Linked DNA regions of Homo sapiens: region 2 is linked to region 1. The links are chromatin loops, found by intact Hi-C in ENCODE. Cell type or tissue: heart left ventricle. All regions are shown on one strand. Each heading gives the region's core, and the rest is flanking DNA. Links, peaks and the distances in the headings are about the cores only.

Region 1 (8,000 bases), core at 1-8,000:
GTGCCCTGAAGAGTCCTAGCAGCTTGGTTCCAATAATTATAGGTATTTGAAGTGATGAAAACAGCATTTCTTTCCACATAGTCTATAATTCAAACTTTTGATGAATTTCCACTGGACTTGCCTCCAATCAAGGCAAAGTGAGGTTTTGGCCTGCTTATTTCAAATTGTATTCATCTTTAGCAAAGATGAATAAAATGGCTCTGCTTTTCAAAAAGAACACTAACACAGGGTGGGGAAGGGAAAAGGAGGAGACAGTACCTAATCACTGACACTTGCCCGTGAACTTTGGCAAGTTACAGAACTTCCTTGCACCTCCAATTCCTCACAGGTAAGATGGGGATAAAAATAGCACTTACCTCGGATTCTTATCTATATCCCTAACAATATCTGAAATTCAGTCTTTCCTTAACGTCCTATCCTGACTACACCACTTCCAAGCTGATTAATCTTGGACATGCTGTTCACCTCTCTGGGCCTCAATTTCCTCGTCTGTACAATAGTGGTACTTACTTCTTAGCATTGACTAATGCATATAAGCAGCATAGCACAGAGCCTGGCAAATACTAATTGCACCATAAATGGCAGTCATCATCAGTTATTATTAACATTATTATTAGTGCTGTAGGACCGTTGTGTGAATTTTCCCTCTTTGGGCTGTATTAGGACTAGGTTTGTCCCAGGATTAGGCAACACTGAGTGAAGTGAATGAGTATGAGATTGCTGATGAGAAACTCTTTTCAAGCCCTCCTTGGGGCTCTCTCAGGCAACAATGTTTGGCTCTGCTCACAGAAATGACATGATGTTGGACCTACAGATTTGAACTGAATTATGAACCAGAAACTGGAACAAACCACTTAACTTTGCTGTACCCCAAACTGAATCCAAATGTTAATTTTTAAATTGAACCATGAACCAAATAAAATTAACCAAAAAAGGTGTTGTGGAAGGGAGAAAAAAAACCCATAGTAATCCGACTGGAAATGGAACTGACCCTTTTTATTTTATTAGATGAACTAAAGCAGAACTGGAACATGAACACATTGATTCAGTTGGAGTCCCTGGAGAATAAACGACAGCACCTGTGTGCCTGTGATACTTGGCTGTTGCCCACTGGCTATCTAATGGCATTTGCCCTGTGTTTCTGCCTCCATTCCTTTACCCCATCCCTGTCCTAGGAATGGATCAACAGCTAGAGCCATCCATGGAGATCAAAAGACTCAGTTTCATGGATGAAGGGAAAGCAATGGAACATAGGTACATTCCTTTGGAGATATCTTCCTTTTTTCCCAGGATGTGTGACCAGGAAGCTGTAGATGGGAGAATGACACTAGCAGTAAGTCCCCTTAGCCTCACCCAGGAGTGGGCGCCCTAGAGTTTATGATAGGTGATCACAGACTGAGATAGCTAGCTCAGCCACCCCCAGGTAAAACCAAGCACAGTCCCCATTTGAACCCATTGATCCCTCTGACACTTTCTGCCCTGGATGTCCAAGTATTACTTGGGTCTTTCCTCTAGGTACTCTAGAGTTCTTTCCTCAATGCCCCACCCGGGCTTGAATAGACCACTAAGTAACCGTGCTCCCAACTCTTCATTTCTCCCACTAAAACACCGTGTCAAGTCCTGAGGCCCTACACATCAGGGCCTTGTTCATTGTTAGAGTTCATGAAATGGGGCAGTGTTCTGGCAAAAGAATGAACTTTGGTGTTCATCCAACCAGGATTTGTAATCCCAGCACTGCCACTTAGTAACTATATGACTATAGGCAAGTTACTTACCCTCTCTAAGCCTCAGTTTCTGCATCTGTAAAATGGGGATAATAATATTACTACCTCATATGATTCTTGTTGGTATCCAATAAAATAACATAGAGTTTCCAAGAATAGGGGTTGCGTAGATACCAAAGGAAAGGCCCAGATTATATTCATAGGCCTGGTAAATATATTGGGCAGGTTGATGTCCAGGTTGGGACAGCATTAGTAAGTGCACAAGCGGGCACCTTGTTCTCAGGAAAGAAGACAGCAAGGCGTGTGCTTTATGGCTGAAGCATTAACATTACCATTCACCCTTTGCCCAGGGTAGCCCAGTGGATGAATTCCTGGGCTCTACTTAGATCTGCTACTCAGAGGTCTGGCTACGGCCTATCATGCTGTGTCCCTATTGCCATATCTTCTCTGGGCACTTGAACCTTCCTCCCTCATCCCCACTTATTGGCCTATGGATTGCCTTCCACAGAAGCAATTTGGATCAGCTCATCTGGTGAAGATCTAATGGCTGGTTGTTTAGGCTCCCCCTCCCAGATTCACACTTGCATTTCACAAGGCTTGTTTTTCCAGTCCTCTTTAGGCAAGGGAGAAACAGCTGTGCACCCTTGGAGCCCCAAGTGAGTGTCCAGTATTTGTCTGCAACTTCCAGAATGTCGGAATGTTCCTTAAATGGTACATTTGTTCCAGTTGAGAGTTTGTGGGATGGTCAGGGGTGGGGCTGGGAATTGGGGAGGGGTGAAGGGAGATCCCACGTGCTATTCCTAATTCCAGGAAACAGAGCTTAGTGTGTCACCTTGACTGAGCTGAATTAGCAACATTAACTTTGAGGGAGAGAATTCTTAGCCAACGGGGCCTTTAGAAGACATGGCCATCAATTTCAGCAACCTAGACCCTTGGCACTAGGGGACTGTTATTTCATCCTTGGCATCCTCTATTTTTTTTCTTCTGTGGATTGACTGATTTCCAAACCAGCAGCTGCTCTTTTTCTGGGCTGTGCAGAGACTGTGGCAAGTGTGAATTTTACCACTGGCTAAATCTCCTGAGGAGAAGGCTCAGCATTAATAGTTTAAGGGTGGGTAAGACTGTAGGAGGTGAGTGCTGGTGAAGTTGTGGAGTAAAAATAATGGCAGCATGTGATGCAAAGAGGAAATGCTAAGGAATATAATTCTGCCACTGATCAAACATCTCTATCATAGCAGAAGAAGACACCCACAAGCTGGGGCCAGGGACACGCCTCCTGGCTCTCCTTCTCTGACATTACCAGGTGATGGGGCCTCATAAAAACACTTGGTCATGTTAGCAGGGATTTGAGTCTCATTTCTTACAAGAAGTCTTCTGCATAGTTCTTTAAACTTTACAGTTTTAACATCTAATTGGGGCCTCACTCTGATCCTGTAAGAGAAGCAAGTCAGGGATTGTTTTCCTCATTTGGCATGTGAGGAAACTGAGGCTCAGAGAGGGGAAATGATGAGTCCACGGTCACGTGGATAGAAAGTGACAGGACTGGGACTTAAAAAAATCATGTGCTTTTTCAACTCATTCTCACTGTCTCTCTGCATTGCAACTGATGTTGAGCCCAGTGGGTTTTGGTTACACAATCAAGTTTGTTCATCCATTTGGAGTTTGTTCTGATGGAATCTGTCCACAGTCTAGGCATTTCCCTAGGCATTGATGCCTTTACATGAAGTGCAAAGAGAAGTTTGCAGACAAGCCCATCCAGCGTATGGTAAAGGAGCCCTGAACACCACACCAAAAGCAAAGGACACCAGACTTTGGCATTGGGACTATTGGGACTTACTCCAACTCTGACCTGTTCGGGCCAGAAACATCCTTCTCTCTGGATCCCACAGGTATTCACTCATGATCTGCAATTTCTGCCACCAGGCATTGCCTGTTGGCTGACCTTGACCCTCTTCCTCCTCCTTTTCCTCCTCTTCCTCCTCTTCTTTCTCCTCCTCTTCTTCCTCCTCCTCCGATTTGGGCACCACCGTCACCCGAGCCTCTTCTTCTGCTTCCTCCTCTTCATCTGCTAAGTAGTTCTGGTTCGCTTCATCCGGATCATCCTGGAACAGTGACAAAACACAATACCCTTTTTGAAAAAAAATGTACAATGGTGCATCCCACCAGCCAAAAATAAATCGAAATGACTCAATATTTGGAGATGCTTCAAATTTCCACTTTCCCATAAACATACATGTTGTTACAAGAGGTGGATTTTCTTTCTCCCTAGTTCTTTTGGAGGAAATATCCTTTCTATGACCCATTTTGACTCAGTATTCTTTCCATAGAGGTGCAAGTTTTATTCTCAGCTTCAGGCATTTGGGCTCTTCTCCAAGGACTGCTCATATCACTACTCTGTTCTGGGGCCTTGACCTCCCACTTAACCTTGTCCTATCAGAGTAGAGGTGAGCTCACACAGGAAGAGGATGGAATAGTCTTAGACATTGTGTCTGTGATAGCAAACTTTCAGTCCAAGCCAGCTTTATCCTAACACCCTGTACACATTCAGCTGCTCAACTTCACCATTTCAAGTTGTGTCTAAAAATAGCCTGGGACGGACATCAGGAGGAGAGGCCAACTGCTGTACCCCTCCTCAAAACTTAGCCTTCCTTCCCAACAGAAACAATAGATGGGCAGTTATTAGCTGCTTCTCTGATTATTGCCCTAGTTTGAATCTCTTCCTACCTTAAATTGGTTGGAAAGACCATCTGAGAGCTGGAACCCCGGGCTTCCTTAGTCTCCCCCTATGCTTAGGCAAAAAGCTGGGCACGTAATACATACTCAGCACATATTTGTTGATTGACTGATTGCAGCCATTACTTGAGATTTGAAACTGTAATCTTCTCTGAGTGGTTCTAAGAAAATTAAACTGAAAAAGAGAGAGGGAGAGAGAAACCTAGACTTCACCAAGTGGTGTTTCAAATGCCTCCCAGCCACAGGCCAGAGAGTTGTATCTTTGCTCTTTGGGGGTTTGCCAAGGCTTATTGCAGCAGCAGAAAATGAGGCTGCCCTCCCTTCTCTGCTGTCCAAGTCTGAAGAGTTGCGGGGCTGTGCACCTGTTGGGTTGGATGTGTCAAACACTAGAGACCAGGGGCTCTGTGCTGCCCCCTCCCGGCCTGATTCCTCAAAGGCCATTTAGAGGGCACCCTGCTAAAAATGCTGCCTTTGTTGGGGGGAGGAGGGCTCAGCAAATTGGATTGTTCAGAATCAGTACAAGTGATACAGAATGACAAGGCTCAGCTCTCAGCATTCAGTCTGCACAGCACTATCTAGCTCTTGATTATAAGCCCTCTTGAATTGCTCTCTAATTTGTTCCAATGTACAGCTCTATATAAAATATCACATCAGAACCGACAGAGACCTTCAAGATTTACTTATCCATCTGAGGCCCAGAGATGGGACAGGATCTAGCCAAAACCATGCAGTAAATTCATGATAGAGTTGACGGTCTCGGAACCTATGTCTCTTGATACCCTGGACAATGATGTTTCTCCTCTATCACATTGAGCACAAGTGCCTAGAGGTAGCTTAGTAGATTAATGAAGCACAGTGCCTTAGGTTCTGTGTTCCTAAACGATTTTAGGGCTCAAGCCTGTAATCCCGACACTTTGGGAGGCCAAGAAAGGAGGATCACTTGAACCCAGGAGTTTGATGACAGCCTGAGCAACATAGTGAGACCCTGTCTCTACAAAATTAAAAAAAAATTAACCAGGCATGGTGGCATGCACCTGTAGTCCTAGCTACTCAGGAGGCTGAGGCAGGAGGATCACTTGAGCCTGGGAGGTCAAGGCTGCAGTGAGCTGTGATCATGCCACTGTACTCCAGCCTGGGTGACAGAGTGAGACATTGTCTCAAAAAAACACAAAAAAAGATTTTAGGTGCTTATTATAATCAAGGATGGCTGACTGACATAGGCTCACAGTGTAAGGCTTAGGAAAATAAACTTCATCACTCAATGATGAATGGATTAATACCTGTTCTTAAATATCTTTCACTTGTGTGTGAACCTATGCACACATTTAAACTCCCAAACTACATTTTGAGCACCCAGAGGGAGATTCCATATTTTCTAGCCTCTCGATGGCCCTCCACAGTGTAAAGCTGACAGTTAAGTACCCAGTGGGTCCTAACCAAATATCAGTGATACCTGCCTGACTTAAAATTCCTGATGCAGGACTCTGCGGGAATGCTCTCACAGAGCTTGTCACCCTGACTGAGCTGTCATGTATATCACAGTGGGTAGCAATCATGGCCCCCAGAGAATCTACTGCACCTGAGAATCTCAGTGAATTTGAAGTATAACATTTCATTGAGGAGAAATATATATTCCCTTTATATTTCCTGAACAATTTTCTTTTCTCTCCATGTTACCTATGCCTGCCTTTAACCTTCCACAGAGGAGGCAGCTGGCCTAGGCCTCAGACTGATCTTATTTGTAGATATTGGCTCTCATGATAATCCCATTACAGATGGCTTGTCATTAAAGCTTTACCCTCCTGAGAAGAATTAATCTTCTCACGGCTAATTTGCCCCTACAGCTCTCACACCCGAGAGGCTGTGAGAGGTTCCTGAGCTTTACTTTAGGAACCTCGAATCTTTTCTCCTCTCCTCTGTTTCCAGGTAAAGGAAATGGTCACACTGTGCAAGAGAGGCCTTCCCCAAAAGATCCTCATTAATTAAATCCTGTGTAAAATGTATCTTTGTGAAACTATTTAACAAAATCCAATAGAAAATCCTTTGGTAATGAGAATGCTTATCCCTAAGATTCTGTCTTGTCACTTTCCTAAAGTGGCACTACCCTCATGTGATAGTGTGTGTGAGTGTGCTGGGATATGGTAGTGGGTGTGTGATGGGGTCATCAGGTTTCCCTGAAAGGGAAGAGTCTGAAGAACAGAGGGTAGCTCCATTTTGAGTAATCTAAATATATAAACATATAAACAAATATATAAACAAACAGTATGACCCAAAGGATAAATTTTAAATTTGTGCTCTGCAAAGAAGACAGCAAGGCATGTGTTTATACACCATAAACATTTGAATGGCTGGTTAATTTTAAAAGAGAAATTAGCACAGGATTGCATTAATTTATTTTTAAATTTGGTCAAGTATTATAAAGAGCAAGATCCCCTGATGCATTTAAAATCCAAGCCACTTAACAAATAACTGAAATTATACACAACATTTTAACAAGATTACATAGAAAAGAAGGCAAGTAAGAAATAGTTTTATACCCCTGCAGATTGTAACTGTTTTGAGAGCTGGAAGAAACTTTGGGGGAAGTTAAACGGTTCTTCAAATTGTGGCTAAAAAGCTAAGAGAAGCCCTCTGTAGATTGATAGGAGGTTAGAATAATGTGTGTTTTCTTCTGCGGGCTGTTGACAGTCTTCACTTAACTCCCTGGTTACATAAGTGGCCATACCCAAAGAAAAATGGCTTAGGCTTTGTTTCCTCCTGGGGCTGAGATCACAATCCTCTCTGGGGAACATTTCAAAATCCTCTCCCCAAAAAGCACTGCGTGTGGCATACATTAATGACTTATAGCAAAATAAATGCAAATAAACTTTTGGATCAAATAATTTGTAATACACCCTGGAAATAAATGATGAGACAAAAGAATGTATGTGTGTCTACATGTTGGGCAGTGTGGGGTGGCAGTCAGGATGGCAATGGGTAGTGGCAGATCGGGGGTTTGGAAGATGCATTCTGCAAATACAATGGAAAGAGTACAAGATTAGCAGTGAGGATATTGCATTTTCACTTTGGCTCCTCCACTAACTTGCAAGTCACTCCTGTACTCTGAGCCACAGCAGCCTCCTTTAGGTAATGAGGGGTTCTGGAGAGATAATGTCTAGGATTCCTCCCTGCTCCTATTGGGGATTCTATGATTTTAGCTATAGTTTGGAATTTCTACTTTAGAAAGAGAGCAGCTGGACTCTAAGAAGCTACCACCCAAGAGACAGCTGGGTAGGCAGTGCCTTTCATTTCCTCTTCCTCCTTCCTTCCCTCTTGGCTAAATTTCTTGCTATTAGAATTAAACTTTTATACTCCAAAAGGTCTGTGAAAATTCTATACTCCCAGGAAAAGATTTTAGAAGCCACTTATTCTCTGTTATCTTCTCCTTCCCTTATCTTTGTTTCACAGGAAGAGGGGCTTCCTCCTTTTATCCAGCAGTTTAGGGTGCCCGGGGGTGCTGGGAGTCACTGCTCCTTTTTGAAACCCTGGGCTCCCCTAAACTTC
Region 2 (11,766 bases), core at 3,095-11,094, 110 kb before region 1:
CTGTAAGCCCAGCTACTTAGGAGGCTGAGGCAGGAGAATCGCTTGAAGCCAGGAGGTGGAGGTTGTAGTGAGCCAAGATCGCACCACTGCACTCCAGCCTGGGTGACAGAGTGAAACTCTGTCTCAAAAAATAAATAAATAAATAAAAATAAAAATAAATAAATAAAGGTCTGAGTACTTGAGCAACTGCTGAGTTGGAAGGAAGTTATCGAGTGAAGACAGTTGTAGGTATGCTCCCTGAAACTTGAGTTGTAGAAGGGAGGGGAGGATGCAGAAGGGATATAAAATGGACCCAGGGCCTCAAACTGCCCCAAAATCATTGTCCAGACTTACAGGTTTCTGGAGGCTCTAGGGGAGAATCTGTTTCCTTGCCTTCTCTACTTTATGTAGGCTGCCTAAATTCCTTGTCTCATGGCCCCTTCCTCCAACATCAAAGGGAACAATGGCTGGTTGAGTCTTTCTCACGTGGTATCACTGTGACCTCTGCTTCCATTGTCACATCTCTGTCTTTGACTGACTCTGCTGCCTCCTTCTTTCACTTAGAAGCACTCTTGTGACTACATTGGGCCCACTGGATAACCTTGTATAAGCTCCCTACTTTAAAGTCAGATGATAGCAAACTTAATTCCATCTGACACCCCAATTCCCCATTTTCCTGAGGATTAGGATATGGACCCCTTTGTCAGGGGCACATTGTTCTGCCTATCAGATCAAGTAACTCTGGAATGGGGGTAAGGGGTCTCTCTCCACTAGCTGTTTTGTAATTAACAAAAAGTCAAAGGCTTTCTTCTGAAGTATTTGTGAAAGAAAGTTTGATGGCATTGAATGTGCCTTTCCTTTCATAATATCACTGTTGAATGCCTTTTGTATTTTCTTTTTTTTTTTTTTTTTGAGATGGAGTCTCGCTCTGTCACCCAGGCTGGAGTGCAGTGGCGCCATCTCAGCTCACTGCAAGCTCCGCCTCCCGGGTTCACGCCATTCTCCCGCCTCAGCCTCCCTAGTAGCTGGGACTACAGGCACCCGCCACTACGCCCAGCTAATTTTTTGTATTTTTAGTAGAGACAGGGTTTCACCATAGTAGCCAGGACGGTCTCAACCTCCTGACCTCGTGATCCGCCCACCTTGGCCTCCCAAAGTGCTGGGATTACAGGCATGAGCCACCGCACCCGGCCTTTTTTTCTTTCTTTCTTTTTTTTTTTTTGAGATGGAATTTTGTTCTTGTTGCCCAGGCTGGAGTGCAATGGTGTGAACTTGGCTCACTGCAGCCTCTGCCTCCCGGGTTCAAGTGATTCTCCTGCTTCAGCCTCCTGAGTAGCTGGGATTACAGGTGTGTGCCACCATGCCCGGCTAAGTTTTGTATTTTTAGTAGAGATGGGGTTTCACCATGTTGGCCAGGATAGTTTCGAACTCCTGGCCTCAGGTGATCCTCCCACCTCGACCTCCCAAAGTGCTGGGATTAGAAGCGTGAGCCACTGCGCCCAGCCATGTATTTTAATTTACTGTAAACTTTCTTCTCTAACTACTACTGAGGCACAAGAAATTTCAGAAAGCTGTGGAATTCAAGTTGGTAGAGTGTTTAGAGGCCATCGTATCTAACTTGTCTTCTGATACTGAAACTCATATTTTCTGGACAAATGCTCAATTCAGCTTCTCTTTAAACCACACTTCCGGTGTCTCAGAACGAATAATTATGAGTTACTACTTTTTAAGATTTCATTGTTAAAAACTCTCCCTTCCTACTAAACTGAACCCTGGCTCCTTTTAATGACAAACTATCCTTTTTACTTTGCTCTCCAGAGCTCTAGAAAATATCTTCTTCACTCTACCCTGTGTTCATTGTACAGAGGGCAGAAGGAAGAAGGTTTGAAGAAGAAAGGTTTGAAGACCTACCTTAGCTACCCTGCTAAGACAGATTCTGTTCTCCAGCCTGAGCATGTCCCCATGGGAAGATTTTCCAGAGCCTCCCCAATTCTGGTCTCTCTATCCTGGAGGCTCTCTGGTATGTTAATGTCCTTCTGTAACTGTGGAACCCAGAACTGGATATATAACTCCATGGCAGAGTCCATTAGGATATCATCTCCCTTGACTTGCTTGCTTGAGCTTTCTACCTAAGTGGCCCAAGCTTGTACTTTTCACTTTTTTTTTTTTTTTTGAGACAGAGTCTCACTCTGTTGCCCAGCATGGAGTGCAGTGGCACAGTCCCGGCTCACTGCAACCTCTGCCTCCTGTGTTCAAGCTATTCTCGTGTCTCAGCCACCTGAGTGGCTGGGATTACAGGTGTGCGCCACCACGCCTGGAGAATTTTTGTGTTTTTAATAGAGTTGGGGATTCGCCATATTGGACAGACTGGTCTTGAACTCCTGTCCTTGAGGACTCCCAAAGTGCTGGAGACTGTAAACGTGAGCCACCATGCCCAGCTCACTTTCATTAAAAAAAAAAAAAAAAAGTCACACTGTTGATTCATAATTTGTCAGTAACATAATCCTGCAGATCTTTTTCCCATGAGTTTTTGCTAATATGGTCTCTTCCATCTTGTATTTGTGAGATAGATTTTTTTTTAAAGCTCCTAATACTAGATTTTATGTTTATCCCTGTTCACTTTCATCTCACTGGTTTGGGCCCACTGTTCCTGTTCCAGATAATTAGAAATCTTCATGCATTTGAATCTGAATCGGTGGACTAGCTTGCCCTCCTAAATTTGGATAATTTGCAAAATTTATGCTCACTTGATTTTCATGAAAATGTTTCTGTCATTTAAAATGTATTTTTTTCTTTTCCATACTTATACTCATTTCTAGCACATTGGAAATTAGCATTGTCCTTCAGTTTGAATCATCAGTTTAATCTAAACAAATCTTGTTTTTTTCCTTTCTGTAGGGCAGACAACCATAATTGCTTAAGCAAGTAAAAAATAGATTATAAAATTTTCTAAGTATAAGTGCATTTAGAACAGAGTTTCTCAAAGTGTGGCCCACATACCACATATATCTGTATCACCTGACTGTTTTTCTAAAAATACAGTCCCCTGGGTCCCACCCAGGCCTTTAGACTCTCTGGTAGTGGGGCTCAGAAATCATCATTTTTGTATAAAACACAGGTGATACTTATGGACACCGGAGTTTAAGAACCCTGCCCTAGAACATCAACACAGTGATCTACAGCACTGGGTCTCAACCCTGGCTGTACATTAGAATCATCTGGCGCCCTCTTAAAACTGCTGCCATTCAGGACACACCTTGTATTAATTAAGTCATTAGCTGGGCGTGGTGGTGGGCACCTGTATTCCCAGCTACTCGGGAGGCTGAGGCAGGAGAATCACTTGAACCCGGGAGGTGGAGGTTGCAGTGAGTCAAGATCACGCCATTGCACTCCAGCCTGGGCAACAGAGCGAAATTCCATCTCAAAAATAAAATAAAATAAAATAATTAATTAAGTCAGAATCTCTGGCGGTGAGACCCTGGCATCTGTATGTTTAAAAGCGTTACCCAGGTGATCCTAATGTGCAACTATTATTGAGAAGCACTGATTTATATGTTCCACGGTAGAGATTTGAGGGTTTAATACTACTGAACAATTTGTCAAATCTCATAAACCCTTTCAGCTCAAAACATGTCATCTGTTTACTTTGGACTTTGAATTACATGTCCTAGAGTTAAAAGTTACTTACTGTGAGAAGAGACCAAGGTGCCTCTTGTTTGGCACTCAAAATTCCAAGCAACTGCCACCAATATTCTTCAGACAAAGAAGGTTGAGAGACACTAGCTGTGTGGCACAATGCTAGGCACTGCTGGCAGTACCGGAGGCAAACTACAGTAGTAGAAGGCATGGTTCTCAAGAAACTTAGCCCAGTTGAAGAGGCAAACCTGGGAGAAAACAGAGTGAAAAGTTCCATAAAAGCTTAACGTAATGAAGTACCAAGCTGCAGGACACCTGTTAAATATTAGTTCAGAAGTTCAGCAGAAGAGATCAGTGAGGTCTGCAGTGGTCAGGGGATAATTTGCCGGCAGGTAGGGTTTGAGCTGCTGCTTGAAAACATTTCAGTATTTAAATTGATGGTGGAACAAATGGACAGCTTCCTGGATGAAGAGTACGGTATTAGTTCAGATGACTTCAAATGCAAGTAACAAAATCCCCGAATTATCAGTGACTTAAACTTTTACAGATATTTGCTAGTCCACTTCTCTTAGTCTGCTCAGGCTCCTATAACAAAATACCATAGAATGGGTGGTTTAAACAACAAACACTGATTTCTCACACTCTGGAGGCTGGAAGTCCAAGATCAAAGTGCCAGCACATCTAGTGTCTGGTGAGGGCACTCTTCTTGGTTTGTAGATGGCTGCTTTCTTGGCTTTATCCTCACATGTTGAAAAGAAAGAGGGCTATGGTCTCTTCCTCTTCTTATAAGGACACTAATCCCATCATGGGAGCTCACCCTCAGGAACTTGTCTAAACCTAATTACCTCCCAAATGTCCCACCTCCAAATACCATTACATTGAAGATTAGGACTTCAACATATGAATTTTGGGAAATCACATTCAGTCCACAGCACCACTTCACAAGATACCGGGAGCTGGGCAGTCCCAGAGTTTGTGTAGCAACTCAACAATATCATCAGTAATTTTATCTTTTTGTTTTGACATCCTCATTGCAATGGCAATGTCTCCTCTCATGGTTCCAAGATGGCTGCCACACCATCAAGCACCACATCCTAACTCTAGTAACTTAAGCAAGAGATTGATGGAGCTCTTTTCTATGATCATCTCTTTTTCAGAGAGGAAAAATCTTTCCCAGAAACTCCCTCAGAGTTCTCCTTATGTCTCATTAGCCAGAACTAAGTCACCTAGTCACCCCTATATCCATCACTAGCAAAAATTTGCATGCATGACCGGCTTAAAACAATTATGATTCACCTCTTGGGGAACACACTGTCACCTGTAACATAATCAAGGTTCTGTTACTAAGGAAGGAGGGGGAATAACTGGTAGGCAACAAGCCATGTCTGCCACAGATGTAATGTGAATGAAAACTTATGCAGCAGTAAGGAGGCCAGCCAAATTAGAGCAGAGAATGTGTAATGTGAAAAGATCGGCTCGGTAGGGAGGAACCAGACTGAAGCCCTTAAAAGCCAAGCAGAAGAATCTAGAGTTAATATAATAGGAGAGAGAGGGAGAGAGAGCTATCAAAAGATTTTAAATAGGAGCAGGATGTGGTAAAAGCATTATCTGAGGAAGATCACTGTGACATTGGTGTGTAAATGGATTGGAATCAAGGAGACCAGCTAGATAATAAAGGCCTGGCCTAAGGTGGGAATAGAGTGCTAAGGATGGAGTGAAGAAAAATAATAAAAGGAAAATCAACAGAAGTTGATGTGTGGCTAGTTTGGGGTATGGAGGAGCTGGATTAAAGGTAATGTCAAGATTTCTAATCTGGGTGACTGGGAGAATGGTGGGAACAAAAAAAATTGGGAGGGACACCTGGCTTGGAGAAAAAGAGAAATGCTGAGTTTGGTTTAGGATATATTAAATTGGAGGTGTCAGTGAGCAATCTGAGTCGATGTGTTCAATGGGCAGATAGGCTTTTCAGGGATTAGAAATAGCACTTGGTGCTAGAGACCTTTGCACAATAGTGTCATGGTTAGGAGCAGGGATACTGGGGCTGGACTGCCAGAATTTGAAATCTGGTTTGGCTGCACCATTTACTAGACATGTGACCATGGGCAAGTTACTTAATTTTTCTTTTCTTTTTTTTTGGAGACAGAGTCTCACTCTGTCGCTCAGGCTGGAGTGCAGTGGTACAATCTCAGCTCACTACAGCCTCTACCTCCTGGGTTCAAGCCATTCTCCTGCTTCAGCCTCCCAAGTAGCTGGAATTACAGGCATGCGCTACCCCGTCTGGCTAATTTTTGTACTTTTAGTAGAGACGGGGTTTCACCATGTTGGCCAGACTGGTCTTGAACTCCTAACCTCAGGTGATATACCCGCCTCGGCCTCCCAAAGTGCTGGGATTACGGGTGTGAGCCACCGCGCCCGGCCCCAACTAGTGTTTTAATTTCTAAGAAGCAACTTCCTGCTGTCAGCTATGTCCTATTTCCTCCAAATTGGGGGGAGGGGGAGAGATGTGTGTCATAATTTGTATGTGGAGAGGGAGATCAGATGCACGAAGGGGATGAAGTGACTTTCCTAAGGTCGCATAATAATCTGATGGCTGGCCGGGCGCTGTCCACACCTGTAATCCCACCACTTTGGGAGGCCAAGACAGGCAGATTACCTGAGGTCAGGAGTTCAAGACCAGCCTGGCCAACATGGCAAAACCCTGTCTCTACTAAAAATACAGAAAAAATTAGCCAGGCATGGTGGCACACGCCTGTAATCCCAGCTACTCGGGAGGCTGAGGCAGAAGAATCGCTTGAACCTGGGAGGCAGAGGTTGCAGTGAGCTGAGATCGCGTCGCTGCACTCCAGCCTGGGTGACAAGAGTGAAACTCCATCTCGAAAAATAAAAAATAAATAATAAATAATAATCTGATGGCTGAGTGGGTTCTAAAAATCTAGTTCAGCATCACAACTGCTGGCCAGATGAGCAATGCTTATCTTGTGGCACGTTTCCAGTTTTCAAAACAGTGACATAAGTCTAAATGGTTTATTAAAATTCTCTATCTCAAGTACCCAGGGACCCAAACACTGCGGAAGGCTGCAGGGTCCTCTGCCTAGGAAAACCAGAGACCTTTGTTCACTTGTTTATCTGCTGACCTTCCCTCCACTATTGTCCTGTGACCCTGCCAAATCCCCCTCTGCGAGAAACACCCAAGAATGATCAATAAAAAAAAAAAGAAAATAAAAATAAAGTAAAATAAAATAAAATAAAATAAAATAAAATTCTCTATAAAATAAAGTGGTGTTGTTCTATGATGCAATCCCTATACTAACCACATGGTGATGCTGCAGACAGATCTAGAGATTTGAGGAAAAGGTGTTTAAGAATATTTTTTATGTTTGTAAATTATAGTACAGCTACACAAAGATTATGCAGGCTTTTAAAAGAATGAGGTAAAGCTACAGATTTGTAAGAATAATCTTCAAAATATGCCACTAAGTGAGAAAAGTAAGTCACTAAACAATATCATATTTGTCTATTTTTTTAAAAAAGCATGTAAATATATATGCTGGTACATATATGATTTTTCTCTGCAGTGTAAAAAAAAAAAGACCAATAGCAGTTGTTACTTTGGGCAATGGGACTGGGGTCCAAAAGAGGGGAAATGGTGGCTTTTTGGATAACTTTTTTTTGGGAGGCGGGGCGGTTCAATGATTCTCCTGCCTCAGCCTCCCAAGTAGCTGGGATTACAGACAGGCATGTGCCACCACGCTTGGCTAATTTTTGTATTATTATTTATTATTATTATTATTATTGTATTATTAGTAGAGACGGGGTTGCACCATGTTGGTCAGGCTGGTCTCAAACTCCTGACCTCAGGTGATCTGCCGGACTCAGCCTCCTAAAGTGCTGGGATTACAGGCATAAGCCACCGCACCTGGCTCATAACATTTTAAATGATTTGATTTTTAATAATTTACATTAATTTAAAACTCATTATTACAAAAAAAATCCATTCGTTGTACAACTTTACTGCAGAAATTAATAAAAATCTCTTCTCCTTCATCTTTTGTTTTTGTTTTTGTTTTTTTTTTGAGACGCAGTCTTGCTCTGTCTCCCAGGCTGGAGTGCAATGGCACAATCTCGGCTCACTGCAACCTCTGCCTCCCGGGTTCAAGCAATTCTCCTGCCTCAGCCTCCTGAGTAGCTGGGATTACAGGCACCTGCCACCACGCCAGGCTAATTTTTGTATTTTTTTTTTTTTTTTAGTAGAGACAGGGTTTCGCCATGTTGGCCAGGCTGGTCTTGAACTCCTGACCTCAGGTGATCCACCCTCCTTGGCCTCCCAAAGTGCTAGGATTACAGGCATAAGCCACCATGCCCAGCCCTCCTTCATCTCTTAACCCCATTCCCCAGAGGACAGAGAGCCCCTGCTGAGAGTTTGAGATCTCATTACTCAGAATGTGGTCTCCAGACCAGCAGCATCAGATCACTAGGGAAGTTGCTAGAAATGCAGATTCTTGTGTCCTATCCCGGAGCTGTTGAACTTCACAGTGGGGCCTAGTAATCTGTGTTTTAATAAGCCCTCCAGTGGTTGTGATGCATAAACCATTTTGTTTTAGCAGATTGGATCAGATCTTTTGGCAGGGGAGGTTGAGAATACTACTGGCCAGGAGAACAAACAACTCAAAATGGCATGTTTCCATTTATCCAGAGAACTCTGGCTGAAGAGTTGGCAGCCCCTTGAGCCCACTGTGACCTCGCTGTGGGGTTGAGCGATGACCATACTGTCATCCAGACAGTAGATATTAAAGGTATTATCCAGAAAAAAGGGACATGCCAGAAGGAGAAAGGAAAAAGAGGGAGGGTAGGAGAAACTAAAAAAAGGATGAGTAGGGAAAGGAAAAATGGGGCAGATAAAAAGATAATGCAAATTTAAAAAGTAAAGATTTTTGGTGGCAAATAGATGACACCAATACCTCAGGGGCACTCATTTATTTATTTTTATTATTTATTATTATTATTTTTTGAGACAGGGTCCCACTTTGTCACCGAGGCTGGAGGGCAGTGGCGCGATCTTGGCTCACTGCAAACTTCGCCTCCCTGGTTCAAGCAATTTTTGAACCTCAGCCTCCCGAGTAGCTGGGTTTAAAGGCATGTGCCACCACACCCAGCTAATTTTTGTACTTTTTGCTAGAGATGGGGTTTCGCCATGTTGGCCAGGCTGGTCTTGAACTCCTGATCTCAAGTGATCCATCCCTCTTGGCCTCCCAAAGTGCTGGGATTACAGGCATGAGCCACCGTGCCCAGCCCATTTATTTAATAACTATTTATTATTCTTCCATTCTAAACTTCTGCACCTTTAAGTTCATTTCCTCTGCTCATCCCCACATTTCATTGTCTATCATTTACCAAATCTGATAGGGTCATCATTTCTTACACCATTCAGTATGTTGACATGTAGGGAAATGTTTGCCAATGATTTCCTGCTCTTTGGCCAAAAAGTCATGCACTCTCAAAGGTGCTGAAAAGAGTCTTAATCTACCTATGATGGTAGGGGACAGTGTGGGGGGACTGCTGAGGAGTTTGTGCACTGGGGTGGTATGAGGTATATTCAGGAGCGCACATAAAAGCACCCTAGATACAGCGGTACCAACAATCAAGTCAACCTTTGTGAAGCTTAGATCGGAGGGGATCTCACAGATTTCCTCAAACACTAACCCCAGTCTCACGTATACATCTGCATCTACCACCGAAAGCCAAGGAAAAGCTCCTTCAATCTGGGGCAGGGTAATGGGAGACTGTATAAGAAAAGGGATCTTTCTCACAGTGTTTTTTGGAGAAAACATTAAACATTTCTGAGTATGGAAGCTCAGTGCAAACAAAGACTTGAGAATTTTTAGCCTATTTATGCTGACAAAATACCCAGCATGTATCTACAACTTTCAAAACATTGTTGTGTCTCACGACGATGCCTGTCCCAGTCAAGGAGCCAGCATTTGTATTTGCCTGAGGAAAAGGTTGTGATGGGGGTGAGGGTGGATTTCGCTTGTAAGGCTGCTCATATTTCACTGTGTTTATTTTTTTAATTTGATGACACCTTCAAGAGATAAAGGGCGACAATTTATTACACCAGATATTTGACAAATTGGGACAGTATTTTATTTTATTTTAATTGTTAGAGACAGGGTCTCACTCATTTGCATAGGCTGGAGTGCAGTGGCGCCATCAAAGAGCACTGCAGCCTCAACCTCCTGGGCTCAAGCGACCCTCCCATCTCAGCCTCCCTGGTATCTGGGACTACAGGTGTGCACCACCATGGCTGGCTATCCTTATATATAAATATATACATATATTTTCAGAGACAGGGTCTTGCTCTGTCACCCAGGCTGGAGTGCAGTGGTGCAAACATGGCTCACTGCAGCCTCCACCTCCTGGACTTGAACAATCCTCTTGCCTCAGCCCCCAAGTAGCTGGGACTACAGGTGCACGCCACCACCCCCAGCTAATTTTTAATTTTTTGTAGAGATGGGGTTTCACCATGTTGGTCAGACTGGTCTCAAACTCCTGAGCTCAGGCAATCTGCCTGCTTTGGCTTCCCAAAGTGTTGGGATTACAGGTTTGAGCCACTGCACCTGGCCAATTTTAAATAAATGAGCATTTACTCACATAGAATCCTTGAATTATAAACCTGATGCCAACTTAGAGATCATCTGAGGCCCACCAATATTGTTTTGGGGAGTTTTGAGAAAAACACCATGCCCAGGCCTGACTTCAGATAAACTGAATCAGAATCTCAAGGGATGGGACCAAGGGGAATTTTCCACTTTTAAAGCTCCACAAGTGATTCCAACATGCAGCCAGGATCAAGAAACAGCTCTAGTCTCATTATTTCATTTTACCAATAAAGATATAGAAGTTCAAACAGATGAAGTGACCTGCCTAAGATCACACTGCCAGTAAGTGGTGTCTCACAACCAACTCCTCTGACTGCTAACCCAATGTTCTTTCCACTATGTTCTTTTTTTGTTTCTTCTTATAGAAAGAGCTTAGGGTTTTACTGAACATTAAAGTTATGCGATTTACAATTGAAAGAGAAGAGCTAGAGTCCAGGAAGTATTGGTGGGGCATCTTCAGAGGGCTCAACTCAGTTGTGGGTTCTCTGAAGACTACTATGCCCAGGACATAGCTCCTGCCAAGTCTCATTGATGGCAGTCAAAAGACATTTTGCTAAAGGCAATGACTAACACTGTATGCAGTGTTCATTAGTCTTGTGTTGGGTCACTTGTTCACAAATTAGTTTCACCTATGGTAGTAAACATTCATTGACAAATGTTCTCACTTTCAGGAATTAATTACATTAAAGCAAACAATAGTGGGGCAGATCGGTGCTTCTTAATATTTGAATTAGGGTAGGGGTTAGGGCAAGGAGTCACAGGTCCCATTGGAGAACTAGTGAAAACTACAAACTTCCCCACAAAAATACACATACATAAATGTTGCATGTAATTTCTGAGGATTCACCGACACCTCTCCCATCCTGTCTAAACTCATACATAAACTCCAGATTAAAATCTCCTGGACTAGATGATTTTGAAGCTCTCTTTCAGTGTTTTTCTCAAAGTGTGGTCCATGGACCACAGAATCAGAATCACTTGGGGTGTTTGTTAAAGAAGTGATTAATAAGACTGCCACAGACCTACTGTTTCAGAATCTCTGGGGAATGAGGTACAGGAATCTGTATGTTAAAAAAAAAAAACCCAAAACCAGATGGTTCTTTTGGAAACTAACACTTGAGAATCAGTGCTTTATTCCAACTCAAGATTTTTAAATGCTTTCATCTGTTGAATATTTTAGGTTTTGTCTGTTCATCTATCAAGTATAGCAAACAGTATGCTTAGTATGAACTCATTACAGAATATTTGTGTGTATGTACATAGGAAAAATATCTGGAAGTATAGATGTGGGTGTGTGTATATATGTGTGTAAATATATATAATAATGTTAATAGTAGGAATACAGATGATCTCTATTTTTCCGCTTTATCCTTCTGTTTTATTTCTCTCATTTTTTTCTTCCTGTGTTTAAAAAAGATGCTTCTTGTTTCTGAGCTCAATTCCCCCACCTGAGAACAGGGTGCTGTAACTAGGTGAATTTCAAGATCATGTCTTG

Evidence for each region. A loop is a pair of places that touch in the nucleus more often than their neighbours do. Peaks named below come from ENCODE experiments on the same cell type or tissue, not always from the same donor. Only the 100,000 strongest peaks of a DNase experiment are listed, where the experiment ranks them.
Region 2: a loop joins it to region 1, with 3 times the contacts of the local background. A loop is called at or near these places in 17 of 110 quality-filtered maps.

Annotation. Positions count from the first base shown.
Region 1 is chrX:120,362,351-120,370,350 of GRCh38, reverse strand. ATP1B4 (ATPase Na+/K+ transporting family member beta 4) reads right to left here. Exons shown (of 8, transcript NM_001142447.3): 2 at 3,562-3,826. Among named protein-coding and RNA genes, the nearest start is that of ATP1B4, 4.3 kb to the right of the region's middle. In heart left ventricle, for the core only: CTCF peaks have their summits at 4,678 and 4,877 (motif pointing left); a DNase peak (open chromatin) is centred at 4,850; H3K27ac peaks cover 1,258 bases.
Region 2 is chrX:120,470,797-120,482,562 of GRCh38, reverse strand. No RefSeq gene overlaps it. Among named protein-coding and RNA genes, the nearest start is that of LAMP2, 7.4 kb to the right of the region's middle. In heart left ventricle, for the core only: a CTCF peak has its summit at 6,924; no DNase peak of the experiment used is centred there.